2 separate regions of the Homo sapiens genome follow, and region 1 is linked to region 2. The links are chromatin loops, found by intact Hi-C in ENCODE. Cell type or tissue: dorsolateral prefrontal cortex. All regions are shown on one strand.

Region 1 (8,000 bases), 70 kb after region 2:
TCAAAGACTTCCATAAATTAAGATGAAAATCTATTCCCCAAGGGTGAAATCTTGGTAAACATGGTTGAAAAACAAAGATGTCTGGAAGTATTCCTATTTTTTAAAATGATCATACAGTTAAAATCAGCACACTGCTGAAAACAACTCAGTTTGGCCCCATCCACTGCCTCCGTTGAGGGCTCCACTGGAGCTGGGTCACATTTCCGTTTCTGAAGTACTTCAGACTCAATCACTCCAAATATCTGGGAACTATGCTGAAAATCTTTAGGGACTCACATTAAATGAGTCTATTTCCATTTTTTATTAACTCACAGATTCATACTAATGGCCAATCTTTGTTACCAACCCCCTACCTTTCTACTTCGTATGGCTACAAAGAGTTTCTTTCTTTTTGAGAATATTCAAGCTTAATTTTGATGTGGTTTATTCTCATTTGTTTGCAGGGCTGAAGTATAAACATCTTTATCTTGGTAGTTCTTCCTAGCATACCAGTTTAAACCAAGAAACCTTTTAATATTCGATTTCCACGCTTTTGATTTGTTTTGTCATTTTTACTCTCCGAAAAAATTTCTGAAAAGCTAGTAAACTTATTAAACTCTGTGTGATAATGTCTTTTCCATCAAAGACTTAAAAAAATCTTTAAAGCCAAAAGTTTAAAGACTATTCATTTATTATGTCAGGAGTTAGATATTTAATTTTTAAAATCAAAATAGTGGATAACCACTTATTTTCCTGGGAAAAATTATTTTTTGAACCTGAAAATGACTTTATTTTACTCATCACAGGAATACAAGATTGGTAAGGGTTTGGCTGGGTTCAAAATAATCTTCTCCTCACAAAATTTGAAGATATTGCTATAAAGGCTTCTAAGTATCCAATGTTGTCCAACCTACCACCCTCCCTTCTACAAACCTCCAAAAATGCCTCATGACCCAGTGAGAATATCAATGAGCTGAGATCTTCAATTCTTCAACTGAAGTTTTTCCTGCTACTTCTTGGCTAGCTCACTTTCCATTTTCTAGTAATTTCCACAAAAACTGATTATACTTGAAGGACAGTTTGGCTAGATATAAAATTCTTGGCTCATACTGTCTTTTCTTGAATGTCTTCTAGATGTTGCTCTATTATCTCTTGGCACTGAAAGTAGATGTAGAGAAATCTGATACCAGTCTCATTTTAGTTCTCTTATAGGTGACTTGATCATTTTGTCTACTTGCTATAAAATGATCTCTTATCTTTTATAGTCAGTGTTATTAATATATGTCTTAGAGTTAAGTATTTGGGTCAACTTTTTCTGAATATAGTATGCCCATTTGACATGCGGAGTAAAATCTTTCTTCAGGAAAATGTTCCTGAATTCAATTGATAAATATTTGTTTTTTCCATTGTTTTGGCTTTCTTCTTTAAAGTCTCCAGTTATATATATATATGTTGGCTCTCCTCTGCCTACCTTCCCTGGTTAATCATTTTTACCTCTTTGTTTTATCTTATTCCTATGCTATATGATCATTACCTATTCTTCTTTACGCTCTTTGTAGATAAGTCTTCATTTCTGAAAGGGGTAATGTACTGGGATATAACTTTCATTTATTGTTATTTTTCTTTTTATTGTTTTTCTTTAGAATGTCTCTCTAAAGCTTTGTTATTTATTGCTTTTTAGTTTTTCATATGTAATTGAGTTGAATTTCCCTGGACCAGATAACTTCACAGAGGATTTCTATAGAAGGTGGATGTTCTCGCTCAAGAACTCCTTCCTCTGTTGCTACTGAATTGAATGGCTCCTTCAAAATATGGCACTTCCGGTGAAGCCATACCTTCTCTAATTCTATGACTCTCATCTGGCTTACAGGGCTGATCTCAAGCTTTGAGCTCCCCAGGTTTCTTACTGGCCATTGCAAAAGGAGCCATCATTCCCACTGTGTTTCCTTCACTTTTACAAAATAATGCTTTCTGACACATATCACCTCTGGATATTTCTGGGTACTTTACACATGTTAATTCACTGATTCTTCTAGTGGCTGCCCTGGGTGCAATTTGTGCCCTGTCCCTGACACTTCTCACTGTGACATACAACTGCTAGGCTCCCTTTGCTTTCCCAGGTCTCCCTATTATACTGTTGTGGGCTTCAACAAAAGTTCTGAGTATTTTAGTTGTTTCTGGCTAAACTTACAAGGCATTGGGAGTTATAGGTTTACTCTAGCTCTTGGTTTTGCTGAGAGAGAGAGACTGTGTGTGTGTGTGTGTGTGTGTGTGTGTGTGTGTGTGTGTGTGTGTGTGTGTTTAAATCTTTTTGCTTGATTACCATTATTCCTGGAAAACCACACAAAGCAACATCAAGGAAAGCTTGAGAACTAAACCGCCACTATGTTCTTAAGAAATCCAGATGTCTTTAAATTTTATTTTTTAAATATGTTAAAATTAAAAATGGCAAATAGCTTTTAAGCATGTTTGTATCGTATAGCTTTCTCATATTTTTATCAAATTTGAACATTGTGTTAAATCCTAAATTGTCATGAACACCACAAGCTATTTTTGGAGTGTCATAAACACTACAAGTGTAAGTTCTAACTTATAGCTTTATTTGTATGAAATAGAATAGCAAATGCAGGATTATACAGATTACTTGCTCACTATTACAGGGATAGTTGTTGGCTGAATTAGTACTGAAATCCTTGTTTCTTCACCCCCAGTGTTCTGCTGTACCATCTAACCAGTTGAAAACCATGCATTATTTAACAGCACCCAGCTTTCAAGAAACATCCTATTTTATAAAAGTCAAGAGAAACAAAGGCCACACACAAGAACTCTCTATGTGCTACTCCTAAGCTATTCTTTTTTCAACCTGTAAAAAAAAAAAGACATCAGCATCTTTTGTAAAAGAAATACGTAACCATTTGGGAACAAGAGAATAAATTGTTCCCTAACAATATTATCTGCTGATGTTTTTAAAAGATCAGAACCAGCCTAACTTTTCTTGGCATGCTTATTTTCCACGTGAAGAACATTGAGGGTGTCAGCAGGGATGTGCATAGCTCTGTGGAGCTCAGTTAAATAGAGCCAACAGAAGTTCCAAATTTAAGCTGGGGAGTATTTCCAAGAATACTAGTTTTGATTTTCTACCTACCACTTAACTTCACAGGCATAACTCACTCTTCCTCTCCTTACCATTCTCCTATAACAATTATATGTTAATAGAAATATGGCAATAGGATAGTTTAAAAGCAAATAATTAACAAAAATCTATAAAGACACAATAAATAAAGACCCTGGGTTCTATGTCCTAGATAAGATTTTAGGTCTCACTTAAGTTTTGTCATAATTCTAGCACCACCTCCCATTTCCCAAATACTAGATAATTTATGTTCATCAATACAGAGTTATAGATTTTTGAAGTCTTTTTCTCCTCAATACATCAAAAAAAACTTTGGACATGGGTTGAGCCAGGTAAAAACTTGCTTATGGAATTCAAAATGGTTACTGTCTTTTTTGACCTACATTGAATTTGTATGGAATAAGTATTCAAAGACAGGTAACAATGATAATGACAATGATGGGGCTAATGAGAGCTACATGTATATTAATATTAAAATGGCTTACAATGAGGCTATGTTCAGTCTTCTAGTCTACAACATTATTGTATAATTTCTATTGGTGCTGAGTTTAATCTAGTATGTCAAATTCCCCTCTAGGTTTATACAATTTTGTGACTATAAACAAAACAAAATATATTTCACTCTAACTGGAAGAAAAGCTCTAGATTTCACCTAGTTCATTATAAAGTGATTTCCATTTCTCACAGGAATGTAGAATAAGAAATATAATTAAAAGGGTAAGTTGTTATTGTTGATTTATGCATATGTATTATAAAACTAAATTTGTTTTTCCTAATATTGCTCCATCTACTCGCTAAAGTTTCTATAAATCAACAGTCTATGTCCTGAGATCTTCATATTCTACCCTGCAACAAACAAGAGAAAAAAATTTAAAGAATAACTTTATACCTACTGAAACAACAATTATTACTGTCAATAGATATTTGTCATGGAAAGCACTACTGGACAACTCAGCATAACATCTAACATAAACTCTAATTGCAAGAATCACTAAGCACTGATTAATTCCATCATATATTTAACTGTGCATCAAACCTGATGATCAAACACCAATTTCGGCCCTCCATCAGCAGCAGTATCCTCACTTAGTAACATCCATGTGTTTGTATCAATGTCATAACGATAGAAGTCACTTTTCAGAGATTTGCTGTTCCTCACAGAGGAATCCAAGTAACGCCCCAATGTGTAGATTTGCCTCCGTTGAATATCAATGCACATTTTATGACACGATCTGGCACTAGGACCATTCTGTAGAGAGAGAGAGAAAATAAATAAATAAACAAATAAAGAGCAAAAAAAAATCAAAGAACAAATAATAGAAAAATTAAACGTCATTTTTTATTACCTTTCATTAAAAGGTTTCTCAGAAACTCACATCAAGTCAACCAATATGAGTCCAACACTAGGCTTAACTCTCTAAAGGAAAGCAAAAGCAGTAAGCAGTAGGAGACAGAAATCTTACCTTAGAAATGCTTAAAATCTACCAGGAAAGATGAGATGAACTACACTGCAGCTTATGGCACTCTGTTTATAACATCTATACGGTTTCTACCATATACTGCACTGCATTTTAGTCATTTGTGCAGAGTTCAATTCTCTATTACATGACAATCTACTTTAAGACATGTTTGGTCTTTATGAACATTTTTGTATTTCTCATCAGAATCTAGCACAAAAGAGGTACTCCAAGAATATTTAGAATCAGTGAATTTCAAAATTAGAAGAAACATCAATAAAATCTCTAGTTTAATCACTTGGACACAGGGCAGGGAACATCACACACCAGGGACTGTCGAGGGGTGGGGGTCAGGGGGAGGGATAGCATTAGGAGAAATACCTAATGTAAATGATGAGTTGATGGGTGCAGCAAACCAACATGGCACATGTATACCTATCTATCAAACCTTCACATTGTGCACAGGTACCCTAGAACTTAAGAGTATAATAAAAATAAAAAATAAAAAAAATAAAATCTCTAGTTTTCTCCTTTTAAAGAGGAGAAAATACAAGCCTAGCAAGGAAATATAAGACCAGGATGATACCTTTAATAAGCTAGTGACAGAAACTAATAAGAATCCAAGTCTATCACTTCTTTATCCATCCTTTACATTGCAAAATTAATTTTCCTGATTGAATAAATAGCACAGCTACAGTAAATAAATAGGGAATAATATTAAGAACAGTATATTATCAATAAATTAATTAGCTGGTATCACTTGTATCACAGGACCCAATAAAACATAAAAAATATTGTAGTATAGTCAAAAGGGTTCATCGGGGAAAAAGAACTTCAATTGCATAGGGTTTAATTAGCTGAAAGGGGGAAAGGAAAGGAAACTAATGTTTGTTAAACAACTCCCAAGTTCTGTTTACACTATTACTGTGTATGTGTGTGTTCCATTTAATCCTTATAACAACCCCATATGGAAATATTATCACCATTTCACAGAGTCCACCGTCACAAAACTAGGAAGTAAGATAGCAAATCTACGCCCTTGTGTACCAGAGCCAAAAACTGGGCTCTTTCACAATTTCAGATTATTTTTTCTAGAAGAAAAACAAAGGCAAAAATATACTTGTTAATACAGTCTATGCAGTTATGACTGAGATGAAGAGTTCTTCCTGCAGAAATAACAGAATTGATGTATAAAGTGGACACAGAAAGCCTGATGAATGACTGACAGAGGAGACAATTTATGATCTTGTAGGCAATAAAGAACTACTGGTGGTTTCTAAAGCAAGATATAACATAAAAAGGCAGTATTCTAAGAAGAGTAATCTAGCAGTATTAATTAAGTGAAATGAAGGAATATTAGGCAGGAAGAACAGTATTTTGACAATGAAGTTGATGTGAATGTACACTTTAATATTCACACTAATTATTTTCAAACTTATTTTAAAATATTTTTTGTCAAAGAATATCTTCAGCAAATAAGGTGAAAATTTGATTTAAGAAAGGATTGCCTCCATAAATAATCTCAAAAACAAAGACGGAGTAACATATAATAAATCTATGCCATAATGCATAGAGTGTAAAACTTGAAATTTTAATAAGAGAATAATAGAACTTCTTGCTTCAACTAAATTAGCACAAATAATATTAAAATGATGACCAAGTTATATGCCAAGAAAAAAGAAATAAAGATAAATCAATAGAATAGAAAACATGAAAAAAAATAGAGAAAATTAACAAAGTTGGTTCTTTGAAAGACTGATAGAATTATAAACCACTGGCAGACTAATTTTTTACAAAGGGAGGGAAAATACAAATTGCCAGTACCAGAAATGAAAGCAAGATTAACACTACAGACTTCCTAGAAATGAAAAGAGAGAGAATACTATCAAAAACATAGGTAAAATCTGACAATGTAGATAAAACAGACATAATTTGTTAAAAAACCTAACTTACCAAGATGACATGAGATGAAAGAGGAAAATCTGAAGGAATTACACATACTGAAAAACTGAATTCATAATTGCCCACATATCTACACTGGTAAATTATATCAAGCACTTAAGGAAAAAATGGTATCAGTTTTAGACAAAATTTTTCAGAAAATCAAGGGAAAAAAAAACTCTACTGTTTATCCACATTCTCTTCCATTCCTAGCTTATTTTATGAGGCCAACATAACACTGAAACCAAATAATATTACAAAGGAGAAGGAAGAGAAGGGGAAGAAGGAGGAAGAAATGGGGAAGAGGTGGAGAAATCATTTACAGATGGCTAGGACCCCTTATGAACATAGACAAAACTAATCTTTAACAAAATATTACCAAACAGCAGTAGCAATATATGAAAAGAATATTTTACAACAAAAAGGTATTTATCCCAGGAATGTAAAGTTGATTTTACATCTGAAAATCAATCAGGATAATCTGACATATTAACAGAATAAAGAAGAAAAAACACAATTACATCAATACATATGTAAAAAGAGCATTTGGTAAAATTCATCACCTATTCATGATCAAAACTCATAGCAAAATAGGAATAGAAAGACTTTCAATCTGATAACATGTACGAAATTTAATTTTTCTTAATGATGACATACTGAACACTCTCCTGTTTAGATATGAAACAAGACAGGGATGTCTTTTCTCACCACTTATATTTAACATTGCTCTGGAAGTTCAAGTCAGTGCAATAAGGAAGGCATTAAAAAATAAAATAAAGGCTGGGCCTGGTGGCTCATGCCTGTAACCCCATCACTTTGGGAGGCCAAGGTGGGAGGATTCGTTGAGTTAAGGAGTTCAAGACTCCTCTGCATGTTCAACATACAGAGATCCTATCTCTACACATAATTTAAAAATTAGCTGGGCATGGAGGCACGCGCCTGTGGTCCCAGCTACTGGGGAGACTGAGGTAGAAGGATTGCTTGAGCCCAGAAGGTCGAGGCTGCAGCAAGCCATGATCATGTCACTGCACTCCAGCATGGGCAACAGAAAGACTCTGTCTCAAACAAATAAACAAAAAATAAAATAAAATAATGAAGGAAAAGAGAACAGAAAGAAGAAAAATGACTGCTTCTTTAAAATACTCTAAGAAATAAAAAAGAAGCTATTAGAAATAAGTAGACTTAAAGTGACATGATACAAAGGCAATATTAACAAACCAATTGTATTTCTCTATATTACCAGCCAACAAATGGAAAGTAAAAGATTTTTAAATTCCATTATAATAGCACAAAAAGCAAAATACACTGATATCAAGTTAACGAAAATATCATAGACCTCTTAAACTGAAAACTCTTAAGAGTGCTGAGAGATAATGAAGACTAAAATAAATGGAGACTAAACCATGTTCATGGTGTAGAAAGATTCAATATCATTAAAACACCAATTTGCAGCCAGGTGCAGTGGCTCATGCCTGTAATCCCAGCACTTT
Region 2 (8,000 bases):
GACACTTCTCCTCCCATTCTTCACACAGCATTCTCCTTGCTATCCTTCAGGGCTTAGCTTAACCATCATCGCAGAGATGCCTTTCTTTCCCTCATTCGACATGGTCCCTCCCCGCTCGTCTCTGCATCATTTCCTTCCTCACTTCCTCCGTGTAGTAAGCAGATTTGACGGCTGCTCTGTCCAGGTGGTTAGTCTCTGCCTCCCCACCAGAGTGTTAGCTTCTTGAGGGTACGACTCTCTGTGTCGTGTTCACCATTGTGTCTCCATTGCCTGACACAGATCCTATTTCCTCAAGAAATGACAGGTGAAGCCACCATGCTGCATGCAGTCCGGGCACTCGGCCTTTCTTTCTTGGCACAGCTCACCTAGTACTGAAATAGTAATTTGTGTAATTTCAGTTTATCATCAGTTTCTCCTAGATATAACTTCCATGAGAACAGGGCCCATGTCTTTTTTGCTTAAGCTCAGAACAGGGCCAGGGCAGTTCAGGAAGCATTAGTCTGTGGAATTTTCTGTGGGCCACGTGCCTGGGAGCTGGGGAGGAGGAGACAGAGGTGTTCCTGGCAGCTGGTTCTGGGGTAGCATATTGAGAAACTTAAAGGGGATGTGTGTGGGGCTGGACGGGGAGGGCAGGGCATGCATGACAGCCTCCACGTGTGGTGGGCCTCATTGGCCTGGGCTCGCCTTCAGCAGAATTTTGCTTTTCTGACCCTGCTGCACTCCAAGCTGCCCTCTTAGAGGTTTCATGCCAGGCGTGGTGGCTCACGCCTGTAATCCCAGCTCTGAGGGAGGCAGAGGCGGGAGGATAGCTTGAGCCCAGGAGTTCAAGACCTGCCTGGGCAATATAGCAAGACCCCATTCTCCACAAAAAGGAAGAAGAAAAAAAAAAGACAGAAAAAAGAGGTTTCTTGAACCTCCGAAAATTCTGGATTCACCAAAGACCCAGGCCTTTAGCAAGGCAGACAGCAGGGCTGCGAGCAAGGCCTCTGAATCCTGGGGAAGAGCTGGAGAAGCGTGGTGAGGAAGCCTCCCAGCCCTAACTCCATTCTCTGTTATCTTTACAAACAGCAACCCAGACTACTACGGACTCATCTAACAAAACAGCACCGACTCCAGCATCCAGTGTCACCATCATGGCTACAGATACAGCCCAGCAGAGCACAGTCCCCACTTCCAAGGCCAACGAAATCTTGGCCTCGGTCAAGGCGACCACCCTTGGTGTATCCAGTGACTCACCGGGGACTACAACCCTGGCTCAGCAAGTCTCAGGCCCAGTCAACACTACCGTGGCTAGAGGAGGCGGCTCAGGCAACCCTACTACCACCATCGAGAGCCCCAAGAGCACAAAAAGTGCAGACACCACTACAGTTGCAACCTCCACAGCCACAGCTAAACCTAACACCACAAGCAGCCAGAATGGAGCAGAAGATACAACAAACTCTGGGGGGAAAAGCAGCCACAGTGTGACCACAGACCTCACATCCACTAAGGCAGAACATCTGACGACCCCTCACCCTACAAGTCCACTTAGCCCCCGACAACCCACTTCGACGCATCCTGTGGCCACCCCAACAAGCTCGGGACATGACCATCTTATGAAAATTTCAAGCAGTTCAAGCACTGTGGCTATCCCTGGCTACACCTTCACAAGCCCGGGGATGACCACCACCCTACGTAAGTAATGCCTGGTTTTCTTCAAGCACCAAGAAACTTTTCAGGGCCAGGCGTGATGGCTCTGAAAAGGCTCATGCCTTGTAATCCCAGCACTTTGGGAGGCCGAGACAGGTGGATCACCTGAGGTCAGGAGTTCGAGACCAGCCTGGCCAACATGGCGAAACCCTGTCTCTACTAAAAATACAAACATTAGCTGGGTATGGTGGCAGGCGCCTGTAATCCCAGCTACTCAGGAGGCTGAGGCAGGAGAATTGCTTGAACCTGAGAGGGGAATAGTTTCTATTTCATACCTATTTATTTATTTATTTATTTATTTTTGAGATGGAGTCTCGCTCTGTCACCCAGGCTGGAGTGCGGTGGCATGATCTCTGCTCACTGCAACCTCCACCTCCGGGTTCAAGCAATTCTCCTGCCTCAGCCTCCCGAGTAGCTGGGACTACAGGTGTGCACCAGCACACCAGCTAATTTTTTTTTTTTTTTTTTTTTTTTTTTCAAGTAGAGACAGTGTTTCACCATGTCAGCCAGGCTGGTCTTGAACTCCTGACCTCGGGTGATCTGCCCACCTTGGCCTCCCAAAGTGCTGGGATTACAGGTATGAGCCACCATGCCCGGCCGATACCTGTTTACTTACTTACTTACTTATTATTTATAAGAGCTTGTCTTAACCTAGTAAATCAATTTCAAAATCTACCTATGGATCAAGAGCCTTAGGATCATGGCCCATCTCAGACCTGTGGACCCAGAGTTTCTGAGCGCTCCTGGTGATGTTGCTGCATATCAGAGGCATATGGTCTGAAGTCAGCAGGCCACCGCTCCACAGGAGGGTGCCACACAGTAGGAGTGCGGGCTCCGGCTGAGATAATCCTGGCTTCGAATCCCTGCCCTGCCATTGTTGGCACAGGAACTCGGGCAAATCACTGAGCCCCTCGGAGCCTCAGTTTCCTTGTTTATGAAATAGGGATGATGCCGATTCCTTCCCCAGAGGATTGTGAGGATTCAGTAGGAAAGTACCTTTGAGGCACCCAGTCCCTTGCACAAAGTTAAGTGCTCAGTGAACGTTTGCTGCGGCTGCTGTGACTTTGCCGGGTTATTCCACTGGCTTGTCATAGGAGTCCACTTCTTCCGTCTCTGTGGGAGGTAAGACCAAAGAACCTGGGAAAACTATTAGAGCAAGAAAAGATTGTCCTCTTCTCGCAAGGGTGCACTCATCTTTTCTCATTACCCTCGTTTTCCCAATGACAGCGTCATCGGTTATCTCGCAAAGAACTCAACAGACCTCCAGTCAGATGCCAGCCAGCTCTACGGCCCCTTCCTCCCAGGAGACAGTGCAGCCCACGAGCCCGGCAACGGCATTGAGAACACCTACCCTGCCAGAGACCATGAGCTCCAGCCCCACAGCAGCATCAACTACCCACCGATACCCCAAAACACCTTCTCCCACTGTGGCTCATGAGAGTAACTGGGTAACTCCAGCAGGGGTGGGGCAAGTAGGAGAACCCAGACTCGGGTAGAAGAGGCTTTAAGACAAGGTTTTCTGTTCTTTCCTCCAACGCAGGGCCCCTGGCTGGGGCTTTGAGCAGCACTTACCCATTCCCTCCTCCCTCTCCCTGGTTAGCCTGGTCCTGGCTTGAGCTGCCCTCAAGCCACGCAGCCAGGACATACCTGGCTCTGGAATGGGTCCAGCCATGCCTCCAGCTTGCCGTGAACTCTTTCCTATCTGGGTCACCCCTTAGTTGGGGGGAAATGTCAAAGATTCCATGACTATTAGCCCAAACCTTAATCTCAGTGGCTTCTTCCAGGCAAAGTGTGAGGATCTTGAGACACAGACACAGAGTGAGAAGCAGCTCGTCCTGAACCTCACAGGAAACACCCTCTGTGTGAGTAGCTTGCTGATCTGAGCCGCCAGGTGCAGGCTCACAGCAGGGCTGAGGGAGGGAGAGGGAATGTATGTTCTTTCTAGGTGCATTTTTAAACATCTTTCTAAGGTGCATTTGCTTTCCGGCCCTCATTTCTTCCTAGTAGGAAGTGGTCCTTTCCCATCTTACAGAGCAACAGACCAAGGTTTAAGACTTCTCTAAGTCAGGACACACCCACAGGACTGGACCCCCCCCTCCCACCCCCCGGTTTCCTCGGCTTTCACTGTGTGACTATTTCCAGTATGCTGAGTTGAGGGACCCTGATCCTAGTTCCTGTTTGCCCCTAGCTCTGGGAGTGACTTTGGTGAGTTGATCTCTTTGGGTTTCAGATGTCTCAATTGAAAATGAGAGGTGAGGCCAGGTGTGGTGGCTTACACCTGTAATCCCAACACTTTGAGAAGCTGAGGCAGGAAGTTTGCTTGAGGCCAGAAGTTCAAGACCAGCCTGGGAAACATAGGAAGACCCTGTTTTTACAGAAAGAAAAGAAAAGCAAGAGAAAATGAGAGGTGTAGTCTGTCTGCTTTAATCGTCTGTGGCTTCACATTTCCTGGTCTGTGGACTATCTGAGAGCCTTGATGGACGAACAGTGCTGGGAGATTCTCCCTCTAACCTGAGGAGCTGATGGGATGGGTGGGAGAGAAAAGGGCCCAGGAATGCAGGAGCCACTGCCAGCATTTCTCCAGTCTGGGTGGTGAGCGTGCGTGTGAGCACACCTGTGTGAGGGAGGTAGCAGTGTGTGAGCAGCCTTCAGGCCACCGGTCTCCATGGGTCCAAAGGCTTTGGTCTGGGGAGTGTGCGCTGTGCACACTCAGTAAATAACTGCCGAGCGCGGCGGGTGCTGGAGATGGCTGGCTCACTGCTGCCCTCTCCCGGTCAGTGCCGGTTTTTTGCAGCCACCCCCTAGGAACTAGAACTAGAACAGACCTGAACACGGTGTCTATAGATAGGATGGAGAATTTGGGCTTACAACACTTTAATGCTGCCTGAATTTTCTGCAGTTGTTTTCTTTTGGGTGTCCATTATGCCGGCATTTTCCAAGTGAACTTTACAAAAGCCTACATCTAGACCAGAGTTTTAAAAGGGAGCAGTGCTCTCCTAGGGCTGGGCTTATTGGACAAGGCAGGCATTGCATGATATGGGCTCTGGGGACAGTCAGGTGCCCGCCCAGCCCTTCCTCAGACCCTCTTTTTGGATGTAGCTTGGTAGGCTGTGTGATTGTTGTGAGACACTTTTTTTTTTTTTCCCTTTGCTAGAAAAGGAAGATGGAAAACCCTGGATCCCTTCCTGATGTCAGGGTGGGGAATTACTAAGCCTAAGGAAATTCTGGTAGAAACCTTAGGGGTGGTTTGTATGGGTTCTGTGCTAAGCTATCCCTAGAGTCCTTTTCTTTGTCTTAGTCATTTATTCCAGAATCAGGTCAGAGAAGCCCCAGGGAGGGGTGCCCCTAGATGGCATGGCAGGACTGGATACATGCTGCCCACACTTCTCCCCTCATCCTCAGCTCTAAAGCCACGTCAGCCACAATCTTTGTTCTTAGAGCTAAATAAGACCCCCTCCAAGATATCCTAGGGGTAGCTTCAAGATCCCACCTGTTCCCCTACTCAGTGGAGCCCCTTCCCTGTCAGCCTGTCCGTGGCTTCAGAGCCAGAGGCTCTGCCTAGGGCAAGGGCACATGTATTTCAGCTTTGGGGGTAGAGACCCTTCTGCTGAGAGCTGCAGCCTCCCCACCTGATTTCTCCGAACTGGGCATGAAAGGCTGGTGAATGGGAGTTTAGGGGGAATTGGAGTCTCCCTGCGGGCTGTGGGGTAGGGTTGCTGTGCAGTGCCCCCTCTCTAGCCCGTTCTAGGGAGGGAGATGAAAACAACCCCCAATCCGCAAACAGCTTGGAGGGAAAAAAGAGGCACTAGGGTGAAAGGAATGAAAGGTGCAAGCGTAGACCAGATAAACACAGTGCGGAGAACGGGCTGATGGGAACGAGACAGAGGAGGCAGGAACTGGCCCAGGAGAACAGCATGCAACCCTTGATTCCTGGCAGGCCTGCGTGGAGCACCAGCTGGGGCTAGAGAGGGAGGCAGGTTCTAGCACAGCAACAGCACTGTCCCGACCTTAGCTGGGAGGGCAGCCCCACAGGCCTAGGCTGCTGTCACGCTCCCCGCGGAGTCACCTGCGCTCTCCCCACCATAGGCAGGGGGCGCTTCGGATGAGAAATTGATCTCACTGATATGCCGAGCAGTCAAAGCCACCTTCAACCCGGCCCAAGATAAGTGCGGCATACGGCTGGCATCTGTTCCAGGAAGTCAGACCGTGGTCGTCAAAGAAATCACTATTCACAGTGAGTGGAGGGCAAGGGGGCCTGGGCTGGGGCCTGCATGGGTGGGAATGGGGGGCATGCAGAAGCCACATTGGAGGGTGGGTCACAGTGGTGCCCCTTCAGTTCCCTAAGAACTGTCAAGCCACACCCCCTCCCAGGTCACCCGAGAGACACTCAGGAGACTGAGATACGGTGCGTCCCTCTCTTGGGGCGCAGTCCCCGTCCCCCACTGCCTCGCTCTGGGCTGGGCCATTGGGCATCGTCTCCCTCTCCCACAGCTAAGCTCCCTGCCAAGGATGTGTACGAGCGGCTGAAGGACAAATGGGATGAACTAAAGGAGGTAAGCGGCCCCCCAAGTGTGGGGACAGAGTGGCTCCGAAGCCCCTTGTGGGAGGTCTGGTTACTCCCCTCTCTCTGTGGGGAGGAACCCCGTCATGTGCCTGCATGTAGAAGAGGGCGGCGGCACGGACCCTAGCAGACTGCAAGCGGAGGGGCTCTACAGTGAAGCCGGGGGCTGAGGGAGAGAGGATGCCCCCAGCCTGTTCTCTGCCACTTCCCATGCAGGCAGGGGTCAGTGACATGAAGCTAGGGGACCAGGGGCCACCGGAGGAGGCCGAGGACCGCTTCAGCATGCCCCTCATCATCACCATCGTCTGCATGGCATCATTCCTGCTCCTCGTGGCGGCCCTCTATGGCTGCTGCCACCAGCGCCTCTCCCAGAGGAAGGACCAGGTAAGCAGCTGTTTGCAGCCACACAGGGGAAGCAGCCCAGGTCACCAGAGGAACCCTCCCCTCGTGATTCCCGAGTTGCAGAAGAGGAAAGGGAGCAGGCCCTGGACCCTTTCTAACAGGCAGAGGCCACCCCTGATAGGCAGCCGCCTCAGTCCACAGAGCATTACAGAGGCAGCGTGGCAGAGGACAGAGCGTGGGCTTTGGAGTCGGGAAGACTTATTTATTTTTTATTTTATTATTATTATTTTTTTCAGACAGGGTCTTGCTCTGTCACCCAGGCTGGTGTCACCCACTGCAACCTCAAGTGATTCTTGTGCCTCAGCCTCCCCAGTAGCTGGGATTACAGGTGCCCACCACCACGCCCGCCTAATTTTTGTATTTTTACTAGAGATGGGGTTTCGCCATGTTGGCCAGGCTAGTCTCGAACTCCTGACCTCAAGCAATCCGCCTGCCTCAGCCTCCCAAAGTGCTGGGATTACAGGTGTGAGTCACCACGCCTGGACTGGAGTCAGGGAGACTTGGTTAGTCCTGGCCCTGACCTTGAGGAAGTCAGTCAGATGAGCTCTTTGGGCATCAGGTTCCTCATCTGCACAGCAGGGATAACCTCCTTGCAGAGCTGGTCTGAGGATTCATTGATAGAAGCAGGCCTAGGTGTTCTGTCTAACCAAAAATTCTTCTGCCTACCTTACTAGAATTCTCGCCATGATGGTGCCACCCAGACCCTGTGGTTCTCACTCCTGCCTGCACACCGTGGGGAACTTTAGAAAAATTCCCTTGCCTGACTGCCTCCCACACCAATTCAAACAATCTCTGAGTCCATCAGTGTAGTTGTTAAAAGCTCCCCAGGTGATTCTAGCATACACTCAAGGTTGTGTTTGAGAGGGACAGAAAGCGCCTCTGCCAGATGGCTGCTGTCTGCCGCAGGGATGATTCTAGAGACACCGTACCCATCCTGCCCAGGCTTGAGGGCTCAGTCACCCAGCCCGAGAGAGGTCATTTTTTAATAGTGTTTTTCCCATTCATTATGATAGGTGAGGTAGGTGCCTGGAGAGGAGGTTTTGGGGGAAGGGATGAAGGGGAGGAGAGAGCTTAGAGGACTCTGGAGAACAAAGTCCATCTCCACTAACTTCACAGGTTCTGCCACCAGGGTGAGGGTGAGGGGCAAGTCTTTGTTCCCAACTAGTTCCGGGCAGGCTGAGAGCCAGAATGACCACCAGGAGCAGCCAGCCCCACAGGCGAGCAATGAGGGCCTGCTTTAGCTACAGTGGGGCTCCTGAGTGGGAGGGGTACGTACATGCGCTGTATTAAGCTCAGAGCCCTCTGAAACCCCCTTCTCACCGGTCACCTTCCCCACTCTAGCAGCGGC

The links. Hi-C counts contacts between places; a loop is a spot of excess contacts. Peaks named below come from ENCODE experiments on the same cell type or tissue, not always from the same donor. Only the 100,000 strongest peaks of a DNase experiment are listed, where the experiment ranks them.
Region 1: a loop joins it to region 2, with 4 times the contacts of the local background. A loop is called at or near these places in 3 of 110 quality-filtered maps.

The regions. Positions count from the first base shown.
Region 1 is chr7:131,434,146-131,442,145 of GRCh38, reverse strand. MKLN1 (muskelin 1) reads right to left here. Exons shown (of 18, transcript NM_013255.5): 10 at 4,149-4,361. Among named protein-coding and RNA genes, the nearest start is that of MKLN1, 110 kb to the right of the region's middle. RefSeq lists an enhancer at 2,644-3,145. In dorsolateral prefrontal cortex, no CTCF peak of the experiment used is centred here; no DNase peak of the experiment used is centred here; H3K27ac peaks cover 540 bases.
Region 2 is chr7:131,504,502-131,512,501 of GRCh38, reverse strand. PODXL (podocalyxin like) reads left to right here. Exons shown (of 9, transcript NM_001018111.3): 2 at 1,069-1,674; 3 at 2,171-2,266; 4 at 2,917-3,137; 5 at 3,474-3,551; 6 at 5,776-5,923; 7 at 6,181-6,242; 8 at 6,467-6,634; 9 at 7,994-8,000. Among named protein-coding and RNA genes, the nearest start is that of PODXL, 48 kb to the left of the region's middle. RefSeq lists a silencer at 4,329-4,388 and an enhancer at 5,929-6,843. In dorsolateral prefrontal cortex, CTCF peaks have their summits at 4,246 and 4,446 (motif pointing left); a DNase peak (open chromatin) is centred at 4,441; H3K4me3 peaks cover 576 bases; H3K27ac peaks cover 480 bases.